2 separate regions of the Homo sapiens genome follow, and region 1 is linked to region 2. A link is an interaction called in ENCODE POLR2A ChIA-PET data of the cell type or tissue named here. Cell type or tissue: B cell. All regions are shown on one strand. Links, peaks and the distances in the headings refer to the core of each region. The heading gives the core; the rest is flanking DNA. Region 1 overlaps ETHE1 (ETHE1 persulfide dioxygenase). Region 2 has its middle 6.1 kb from the start of ZNF283.

Region 1 (5,382 bases), core at 241-5,240, 310 kb after region 2:
ATCTACCTGCCTCGGCCTCCCAAAGTGCTGGGATTACAGGCGTGAGCCACCGTGCCTGGCCGCATTTAATACATTTAACCTACTGAACATTATAGGTTAGCCTACTTTACCTTAAAGTGGTCAGAACATTTACATTAGCCTACAGTTGGGCAAACTCATCTAACACAAAGCCTTGTATTTTATACAAGAGTGTTGAATATCTCATGTAATTTATTGAATACTGAATTGAAAGTGAAAAACAGAATGGCTGTATGGGTGCATGGAATATGATTTCTATTGAAAGTGTATCACTTTTGGCTTGGTGCAGTGGCTCATGCCTGTAATCCCAGCACATTGAGAGGCTGAGATGGGAGGATTGCTTGAGGCCAGGAGTTCAAGACCAGGCTGGTCAACATAGTGAGAGCCCATCTTTACTGAAGAAAAAAAAAGACAAATGAAAAAAAGAAATAAAATGTATCACTTTCACATTATTGTAAAGTCAATAAATTGTTAGTCATCGGGCACATCACACCTGTAATCCCAACACTTTGGGAGGCTAGTGTGGGCAGATTGCTTGATGCCAGGAGTTCAAGACCAGCCTGGTCAACATGATGAAACCTCGTCTCTACTAAATAACAGTACAAAAATTAGCTAGACACAGTGATGCGTGCCTGTTATCCCAGCTACTCAGAAGGCTGAGACACAAGAATCACTTCAACCCAGGAGGCCGAGGTTGCAGTGAGCCGAGATCATGCCACTGCACTCCGCAGCCTGGGCGACAGAGAGAGACTCTATCTCAAAAAAAAAAAAAAAAAAGAAAAAAAGAAAGAAAAAAAAGCCAGGCATGGTGGCTGACTCACACCTGTAATCCCAGCATTTTGGGAGGATGAGGCAGGCGGATCATTTGAGGTCAGGAGTTTGAGACCAGCCTGGCCAATGTGGTGAAACCCCATCTCTACTAAAAAGACAAAAATTAGCCAGGTGTGATGGTGAGTGCCTGTAATCCCAGCTACTCAGGAGGCTGAGGCAGGAGAATCGCTTGAACCCGGGAGGCGGAGGTTGCAGTGAGCCGAGATCGCACCACTGCACTCCAGCCTGGGTGACAGAGTGAGACTCTGGTTAAAAAAAAAAAAATCATAAGTCAGACCATCTTAAGTCAAGGACCACATGTATACCAAGGGTTGAGCCACAGGGTATGTGTAGATTTAGCTTTAGTAGAAACTGCCCAGTAATTTTGATTTGTAGATGATCTTTATATATTCCGGATCCAAGAACTTTGTTGGATCCAGTACAACTCCTTTACCTGTGGTTTCACTTTCTGTGGTTTTAGTTATCTGTGGTCAACCATAGCGTGAAGATATTCAATGGAAAATTCCAGAGATAAACAATTAGTAAGTTTTAAATTGTACATCGTTCTGAGTAGCATGATAAAATCTCACACCATCCCACTCAGGACATGAATTATCCCTACGTCCAGTGTATCTGTGCTGTATAGGAGTATGTTACCCATTCGTTAATCACTTAGTAGCCTTCTTGATTATCAGATGAAAAAAAAACATAGATTGGCCGGTCACGGTGGCTCACGCCTGTAATCCCAGCACTTTGGGAGCCTGAGGCGGGTGAATCACCTGAGGTCAGGAGCTTGAGACCAGCCTGACCAACATGGTGAAACCCTGTCTCTACTAAAAAATACAAAAATTATCTGGGCATGGTGGTGGGCACCTGTAACCCTAGCTACTTGAGAGGCTGAGGCAGGAGAATCACTTGAACCCAGGAGGGGGAGGTTGCAGTGAGCCAGGATCATGCCATTGCACTCCAGTCTGGGTGACAGAGCCAGACTCCGTCCAAAACAAAACAAAACAAAACAGTATTTATAGGGTTTGTACTATCTGAGGTTTCAGATATCCACTGGGTTCTTGGAGGTATCCCCTGCGGATAAGGAAGGACTACTGTTTATGTTTGTAAATATCATTTTCCACTCTGAGGGCTACCTTTTCACTGTCTTTTTTTTTTTTTTTTTTTAAGGCGGAGTTTTGCTCTTGTCATCCAGGCTGGAGTGTGATGGTGCAATCTTGGCTCACTGCAACCTCCGCCTCCCGGGTTAAAGCAATTCTCCTGCCTCATCCTCCCAAGTAGCTGGGATTACAAGCATGTGCCACCATGCCTGGCTAATTTTTGTATTTTTAGTAGAGATGGGGTTTCACCACATTGGCCGGGGTGGTCTCGAACTCCTGACCTCAGGTGATTTGCCCGCCTCGGCCTCCCAAAGTGCTGGGATTACAGGTATGAGCCACAGCGCCCAGCCACCACTGCCTATTTTTTATTTTTAAAAGTGTAAAACATTGAATTTTATTTCAACGGTATTGCTTTTAATGACTGTTGGGTATTCCATTTTTATATTAGTGTGCTTACCTTTTTAAAATTGGTTTGCAAGATCTGTTTGTATATTAAGTATATTGACCACTGTGTGGTATGTATATGTTACAAATATATTTTCCCAGCATATTGGTTCTCTTTAGATTTTGTTTATGGTGTTGCTGCCATTCAGAACCTTCTGACTGATCTTTTCCTTAATGATTTATCACTTTAGGTATCACATTTGAATATCCCTTCTGTATTAGTCTGTTCTCATGCTGCTAATAAAGACATACCTGAAGGCTGGGTGTGGTGGCTCACGCCTGTAATCCCAGCACTTTGGGAGGCCAAGGCAGGTGGATCACGTGGTCAGGAGTTTGAGACCAGCCTGACCAACATGGTGAATCCCCATCTCTACTAAAAATATAAAAATTAGCCAGGTGTGGTGGTACATGCCTGTAATCCCAGCTACTCAGGAGGCTGAGGCAGGAGAATTGCTTGAACTGGGGAGGCAGAGGTTGCAGTGAGCCAAGATTGCACCACTGCACTGCAGCCTGGGTGACAGAGCAAGACTGTCTCAAAAAAAAAAAAAAAAAAAAGACATACCCAAGACTGGGTCATTTATAAAGAAAAAGGGGTTTAGTGGGCTCACAGTTCCACCTGGCTTGGGAGGCCTCCCAATCATGGTGGAAGGCAAAACAGGAGTGAAGGCATGGCTTACATGGCGACAGGCAAGAAAGTGTGTGCAGGGGAACTGCCGTTTGTAAGATCATCAGATCTTGTGAGACTTATTCACTATCATGAGAATAGCATGGGAAAAACCCACCCCCATGATTCAATTACCTCCCACCGGCTCCCTCCCACAACCCATGGGGATTATGGGAGCTATAATTCAAGATGAGATTTGGGTGGGGACACAGCCAAACCATATCATTCCACTTTGGTCGCTCCCAAATCTCATGTCCTCACATTTCAAAACCAATCATACCTTCCCAACAGTCCCCCAAAGTCTCAACTCATTTCACTATTAACTCAAAAGTCCACAGTCCAAAGTCTCATCTGAGGCCGGGCATGGTGGCTCACACCTGTTATCTCAGCACTTTGGGAGGCCAAGGCAGGCAGATCAGCTGAGGTCAGGAGTTCAAGACCAGCTTTCCCAAAATAATAAAACCCTGTCTATACTAAAAATACAAAAATTAGGCAGGCATGGTGGCACATGCCTGTAGTCTCAACTACTCGGGAGGCTGAGGCACAAGAATTGGTTGAACCTGGGAAGCAGAGGTTGCAGTGAGCCAAGATTGCACCACTCCATCCCAGCCTGGGTGACAGAGTGAGATTCTGTCTCCAAAAAAAAAAAAAAATCAACAACAAAATAAAGTCTCATCTGAGACAAGGCAAGTCCCTCCCACCTATGGGCCTGTAAAATCAAAAGCAAGTTTAGTTATTTCATAGATACAGTGGGATCCAGGGATTGGGTAAATACATCCATTCTAAATGGAAGAAATTGGCCAAAATGAAGGGGCTGCAGGCTCCGTGCAAGTCCTAAATCCAGTGGGGCAGTCAAATCTTAAAGCTCCAAAAAGATCTTTTACTCCATGTCTCAAATCCAGGTCATGCTGATGCAAGAGGTGGGTTCCCATGGTCTTGGGCAGCTCTGCCCCTCTGGCTTTGCAGGGTACAGCCCCACTCCTGGCTGCTTTCACGGGCTGGTGTGGAGTATCTGTGGCTTTTCCAGGCACATGGTGCAAGCTCTCGGTGGATCTAACACTCTGGGTTCTGGAGGGCGATGGCCCTCTTCTCACAGCTCCACTAGGGGCAGTGCCCCAGTGGGAACTCTCTGTGGGGGCTCCCACTCCACATTTCCCTTCTGCACTGTCCTAGCAGAGGTTCCCTATGAAGGCTTCACCCCTGCAGCACACCTCTGCCTGGACATCCAGGCATTTCCATACAGCCTCTCAAATCTAGCTGGAGGCTCCCAAACCTCTGTTCTTGACTTCTGTTCACCAGCAGGCCCAGCACCACGTGTAAGCCACCAAGGCTTGGGGCTTGCACCCTCTGAAGCAATGGCCTGAGCTGTACTTGGCCCCTTTTAGCCCCGACTGGGATGCAGGGCACCAAGTCCTGAGACTGCACAAAACAGCAAGGCCATGGGCCCTGCCCATGAAACCATTTTTTCTCCTAGTCCTTTGGACCTGTGTTGGGAGAGGCTGCTGTGAAAACCTCTGACATGCCCTGGAGACATTTTTCCCATTGTCTTGGTGATTAACATTTGGCTCCTCGTTACTTATACAAATTTCTGCAGCAGGCTTGAATTTTTCCTCAGAAAATGGGTTTTTTTTTCTATCACATTGTCAGGCTGCAAATTTTCCAAACATTTATGCTCTATTTCCCTTTTAAACATAGGTTCCAATTCCAAACCATATCATTGTGAATACATAAAACTGAAGTGAATGCTTTTAACAGCACTCAAGTCACCTCTTGAATGCTTTTAACAGCACTCAAGTCACCTCTTGAATGCTTTCCTGCTGAGAAATTTCTTCTACTAGGTACCCTAAGTCATCTCTCTCAAGTTCAAAGTTCCACAGATCTCTAGGGCAGGGGCAAAATGCTGCCAGTCTCTTTGCTAACACATAACAAAAGTGACCTTTACCCCAGTTCCCAAAAAGTTCCTCATCTCCATGTAAGACCATGTCAGCCTGGACTTCATTGTTCATATCACTCTCGGCATATTGGTCAAAGCCACTCAACAAGTCTCTAGGAAGTTCCAAACTTTCCCACATTTTTCTGTCTTCTTCTGAGCCTTCCAAACTGTTCAAACCTCTGCTTGTTACCCAGTTCCAAAGTCACATTTTCACATCTCCTTATAGCAGCACCCCACTTTACTGGTACCAATTTACTGTATTAGTCTTTTCTCATGCTGCTAATAAAGACATCCCTAAGACTGGGTCATTTATAAAGAAAAAGAGGTTTAATGGACTCATAGTTCCACATGGCTGGGGAGGCCTCACAATCATGGTGGAAGGCGAAGGAGGAGCAAAGACCTGTCTT
Region 2 (5,382 bases), core at 328-5,327:
TTATTTTATTTTTGCAGATGTTGTAAAAGTTGTTGAGTTCTGGATTTGATTCTCAGCTTGGTCGCTGTTGGTGCATAGAAGAGCTACTAATTTGTGTACGTCGGAAACTTTGCCGAATTGGACTACATTTCTAGAAATGGATTCCTGAATTAAAAGAGATGCTTCTCTTAAATATTTATGTAAAGTTACTCTCAGAAAGGTTGTAAGTGGATTCCTCCCACCAAAAGTATTGTGAATGAATATCTTCTTAAAATTTACAATTGTTTTGACCATTTCCCAGTCCTTAAACCAATGATAACATTTTATTTTCTTTTTCTTTTTTCTTTTCTTTCTTTCTTTTTTTTTTTTTTTTTTGAGACAGAGTTTTGCTCTAGTTGCCCAGGCTGGAGCAATGGCACGATCTTGGCTCACCGCAACCTCCACCTCCCAGGTTCAAGCGATTCTCCTCCCTCAGCCTTCCCAAGTAGCTGGGACTACAGACATGCGCCACCAAGCCCAGCTAATTTTGTATTTTTAGTAGATATGGGGCTTCTCCATGTGGGTCAGGCTGGTCTTGAACTCCCAACCTCAGGTGATCCGCCCACCTCAGCCTCCCAAAGTGCTGGGATTACAGGCGTGAGCCACTGCGCCCGGCCTTTATTTTCATAATATTTCCATGTCTTTTATTTCTCATAAGCTTACATATGCATTCAAGTATTTATTGGTCATTTTCAATTTTTCCTTCTAAGAGTCTATATTCTTTACCTATTTCTACACATTTTTGTATTCATCTATATGTTGATTTGTTTTAAATTTATTATCTGTTTGTTGTATCTGAAATATTTTCCCTTAGTTTATTTGCTACTTAAATTTGAGGGAGGCAGGGAAGTTTACTGAAACATACTTTATATTTTCTATAATTTATTAACTATTTACTTCATAATTTGTGTTTTGGCTGTCAAGCCTACAGACCAAAATTATAATAACATCAATTTGTAATTTGATAAGCACTCTGGTAGTCTATTTTTAAGTTATACATGTCGTGAACATTATTTGTTTTAATGTGTGAGGGATGGAAGTTACTTTATTTTTCCAGGTGGTTAACTAGTTAACACAGATTATTGCTTTTCTGTAATACTTTTACTGAGATATAATTCATATACTCTAAAACTCACCCATTTAAAGTGTACAATTCAGTAGATTCTTTTTTATTTCTTTGAGACAGAGTTTTGCTCTTGTTGCCCAGGTTGGAGTTCAATGGCGTGATCTCAGCTCACTGAGATTATTGCTTTTCTGTAATACTTTTACTGAGATATAATTCATATACTCTAAAACTCACCCATTTAAAGTGTACAATTCAGTAGATTCTTTTTTATTTCTTTGAGACAGAGTTTTGCTCTTGTTGCCCAGGTTGGAGTTCAATGGCGTGATCTCAGCTCACTGCAACCTCCGCCTCCTGGGTTCAAGCGACTCTCCTGCCTCAGCCTCCCGATTAGCTGGGATTACAGGCACCTGCCATCACGCCTGGCTAATTTTTGTATTTTTTAGTAAAGACAGGGGTTTCACCATGTTGGCCATGCTGGTCTTGAACTCCTGACCTCAGGTGATCTGCCCACCTCAGTCTCCCAAAGTGCTGGGATTACAGGTGTGAGCCACCGTGCCTGGCCGAATTCAGTAGTTTCTAGTTTATTCAAAGAGCTATGCAACCATCATCACAATCAATTTTAGAACATTTTCATTGCCCAAAAAGACACCAATACCCACTAGCAATCATCATTTTCAGCCACTCCATGGGCTACAGGGATCTTTTCTGTTATTGCACTTGTTCTATATTCATATTTCATGTAATAAACATGCATTGCTTTTGTAATTACAAAGTAAAAAGAAAAACGTTTTAAAAAAAACTTATGTTGGGATTTTAAATTGATCCAACTGATTTCACTTTTTCTGATGCCACAATCAATTTCTTATTGTTTTACTTTTAATCACTCAAGTAATTCCATGTTCTAATGCTTTTCGGACCAGATCGGGAGCATTCAGAGTGGTATAGCTGTAGAGATGTTCTAATGCTTTTCAGTGAGGAGATAAAACAGAAATGAGGGAGGTCTATTAAGCTAAAGTAGTTCAGTATTTCAAGAAAGAGTACGTCGCTGAGATAGTAGAAGGCAGCCAAAAATCTTTCAAAATAAGTAATAAAAATATTTATTTGGATTTAGCAACATTCAGTTAATTGTTGCAGTTTTTAAATATTCAAATAACTGATGATAAATAATGTCAGAAATGAAAGTGTCCCCCTACTCATTCCCTATCTACAGAAATGACCAAAGTTAATATTTTCAGGTATTCTTCCAGATTTTTCTGTACACTGAATGTATGTATAAAGACACAGCTATTTTATACAGAAATGGGATCATGCTATCCATATAATTCTGCCATTTGCCCTTTCCACTTCAACACATTCTTCTACTTCATTTCATGTCAGTTATAGATTTAATTCATTCCTTTTAACGTTGAATTATTACCTAACCCAGCACTGTTCAATGTAGCTTTCTGTGATGTTAGAAATGTTTATATCCCTCTTGTCCAATACAGTAGCCACTAGCTGTCTTGGCTAATGAGCCTTTGAAACATGGCTAGTGTAAGAAACTGAATTTCGAATTTTATTTAATTTTAATAGATTTAATTTTAAATAGCCACAAATAGCTATCATATTGGCTAGCACAGACTAACAGTGTCTCAAAAAACGAACATTGAGGTTCTTCAGTATTACAATGTGAATTCTTCAGTATTACAAACACGGCTTTGGTAAGCATTACTGTACCCACATCTTTGTCTTTCATGCCAGCATTTTTGTAGGCTAGATTCTTGTATGTAAAAATGCTGGTTGCTTAGGGGTTTGCTTTCACACTTCGTGAATGCTACTACACAAAACTGTAAAAGAGCTGTAGTCATTTCCACCCACTACGTGTGAAAGCTCTCATTTCCCCACATTCTCAACAATATTGTGTACCATCTACATTTTTAGTTTTTGAAATTTGATAACTGAAAACGAAGTATGCCATCTGTTTCCGTTATCAGTTTATTGCTCTCACCTCCGCACGCACTCTTCAATATACGCTCCCTGCTAAAGGGATTCCCCCGAAGGGTTCCTGCGCCTACGCACTCGGAGCACAGGTTACAACTTCCAGAAACCCTTGGGACGCGCCGTCCCAAACTTGGGTTTCTGGCGTCTCCTGCGTTTCCGGCCCGGGACTACAATTCCCACAGGTCACTGGGCCGAATGAGCGTGCGCTCCTGATCCGCTTTGCGCATCCCAGTGATTCTTGGGTTCCGCGTGTAGTTTCGGAAGGAGACATCGAAGCAGGGCGAGGCGCAGAGGGCGTTGCGGACTCATGCCCCAGTCGGCAGTGCGGGTAAGGGTGGGAGAAGCAATGAGGCGAATGCGAGCAGCCGAAGAAGGCGACAGTGTGGCTGGGTATGAAGACTTGAGGGAGGGGGTGGGGCAAAACGAGGTCAGGCGTCTCCCTGGCCGCGTGTGATGGACCGTCCGTGGTGGTGACAGACATGGTGTAGGGGGTGTGTGCAATATTATGTGCGTGATAGAGCCAAGGATGTGCCCTACCGTGCGAATGGTGACGTTGCGTCTGTATGAGAGTGCACGTGCCACGGCTGGGATGTCTTGTGACACAGGGAATGGGGTGTGTGTGCATCTGTGCACATGAAATGGCCAGGGTATGTCTTCGTGACTGCATGTGTGCTCATGACACAGCAGGTGTGTTTCTCTTTGTATGACAGACTGTGTGTATGTGTCAAAAAGAAGAAAGTGCTTGGTGTATGACAGGACTGGAATGAATCTGTGACTGTGACACAAGTGTGTGGGTTTGTGTGTAGAGTGACAGCTGGAGTGTGCCCTAGACAATCGAGCTTTCCTACAGGAATGGTGAAGTCTTTTCCTTCTCTAGCTACACAGTATTGTCCAATAATTGAAGTTTTTAGGACCCAGAAGTTGCTAATTTGGGCCTTCTGAACTGGAATTGGGTCAGGAACTGGATCAGTGGGCACCAACTCTCTAGCTTCCCAAGGCCATCAGTCTCCCATAGTGGTTCCCTCACATACATAACAGAAAGTAACATTGAGGAAATGAGCTACACTTTCCGCTAGCTGGAGAAACAAGTTCTTTTGTCCTTTTTGGAAGCTCTGGTGTTGGCAGATTCGGCTCATCATAAAAAGTTTGAAACACTGGTTTGGGAGAGTGCCTGTGTACCTCCCCTCAAACTAAAAAGGCAACTTGGGGGTTTAGCCCTGACCCATCGATCTCCAGGGTTACACGTTCTCCTTTTTTCCAACGGGGGTCTAGGGGATTAGTGGGTCATGAGTTAGAGGCCTGTGAAAATTGTGCCTATTGACCATGTGTTATTTAAGCTACTTAGAAAAAGGACAGAAAAGACCCGGTTCACCTTCAGAAAAAGGAAGCCAATCCCTCCTGTGCTACCGGTCACTGTAACCCGCTAGAACTAATAATCACTAATCTCCTAGACCCCTCGGGAGGCTGAGGCAGGAGACTCGCTTGAACCCTGGGGGTGGAGATTGCAGTGAGCTGAGATCATGCCACTACGCTCCAACCTGGGCAACAAGAGCAAACTCCATCTCAAAAAAAAAAAAAAAAAAAGAAGAAGAAGAAGAAGGGAAAAATGAAAAGAATGAAGGCTATGTCCAACTTGAAGTTAGAACACAGAATAATAGAATAAATACAAAGAAAGTTGGTTGAGGTCAACAATAAGCACAAGTTAAAGAAATAGAAAACACTGATGCAATAGAGGCTAAATGCCAACAACTGCTTATTTGAAGTGATCCATTTCTGAGATAATTAAAAAATAGATTATTTCAAAAGATGAATAAAAAAGAGAACAGGCACAAATAATATTAAGAAAGAAAAAGACTACACAAGAATAGAAAATATTTTTTGAATTAGAATAAATTTGAAAACAGATGAAATGGTCAATTTCCTAGAAAGCTATAACTTAAAGAATTGACAAGAAGAGACAGAAACTTTTAATAATAGACAATTAGTCATTAATGATACAGCATCAGTAGTTTAGAATTTAAACTCTAATCATCACCAGGCTCAGATAATTGCATGCAAGAGTTGAATTAAGAAAGAGTTCAGACACATCTTATGTGTCACTTCAGATCCTCTCAGCCTCACCTGTGCCTGGGGCCTCTGGAAACTTGTTTCTCTTGATTCACTGCTGCAGCAACATCCCTGCATGAACTCAGAACAACTCTACATGGGCACAAGCAGCAACGAAACCTGACCTCATGCCTGCAATGGGCACTACTTGTCTCAAGCCCCAGGGCTTTCCTGTTGATGCTGATGCATGAGACGTTACAGAACCCATTGAA

What was found. ChIA-PET counts read pairs that join two places held together with the same protein. Peaks named below come from ENCODE experiments on the same cell type or tissue, not always from the same donor. Only the 100,000 strongest peaks of a DNase experiment are listed, where the experiment ranks them.
Region 1: POLR2A ChIA-PET joins it to region 2 with 5 read pairs; 4 of 35 experiments call an interaction of 5 or more read pairs at or near these places.

What each region holds. Positions count from the first base shown.
Region 1 is chr19:43,512,037-43,517,418 of GRCh38, reverse strand. All of the region lies in intron 3 of ETHE1 (ETHE1 persulfide dioxygenase), which reads left to right. Among named protein-coding and RNA genes, the nearest start is that of PHLDB3, 10 kb to the right of the region's middle. RefSeq lists an enhancer at 3,766-4,266. In B cell, for the core only: no CTCF peak of the experiment used is centred there; no DNase peak of the experiment used is centred there.
Region 2 is chr19:43,818,550-43,823,931 of GRCh38, reverse strand. It overlaps a transcript of LYPD5 not described here. Among named protein-coding and RNA genes, the nearest start is that of ZNF283, 6.1 kb to the left of the region's middle. In B cell, for the core only: no CTCF peak of the experiment used is centred there; a DNase peak (open chromatin) is centred at 3,371; H3K4me3 peaks cover 762 bases; H3K27me3 peaks cover 1,658 bases.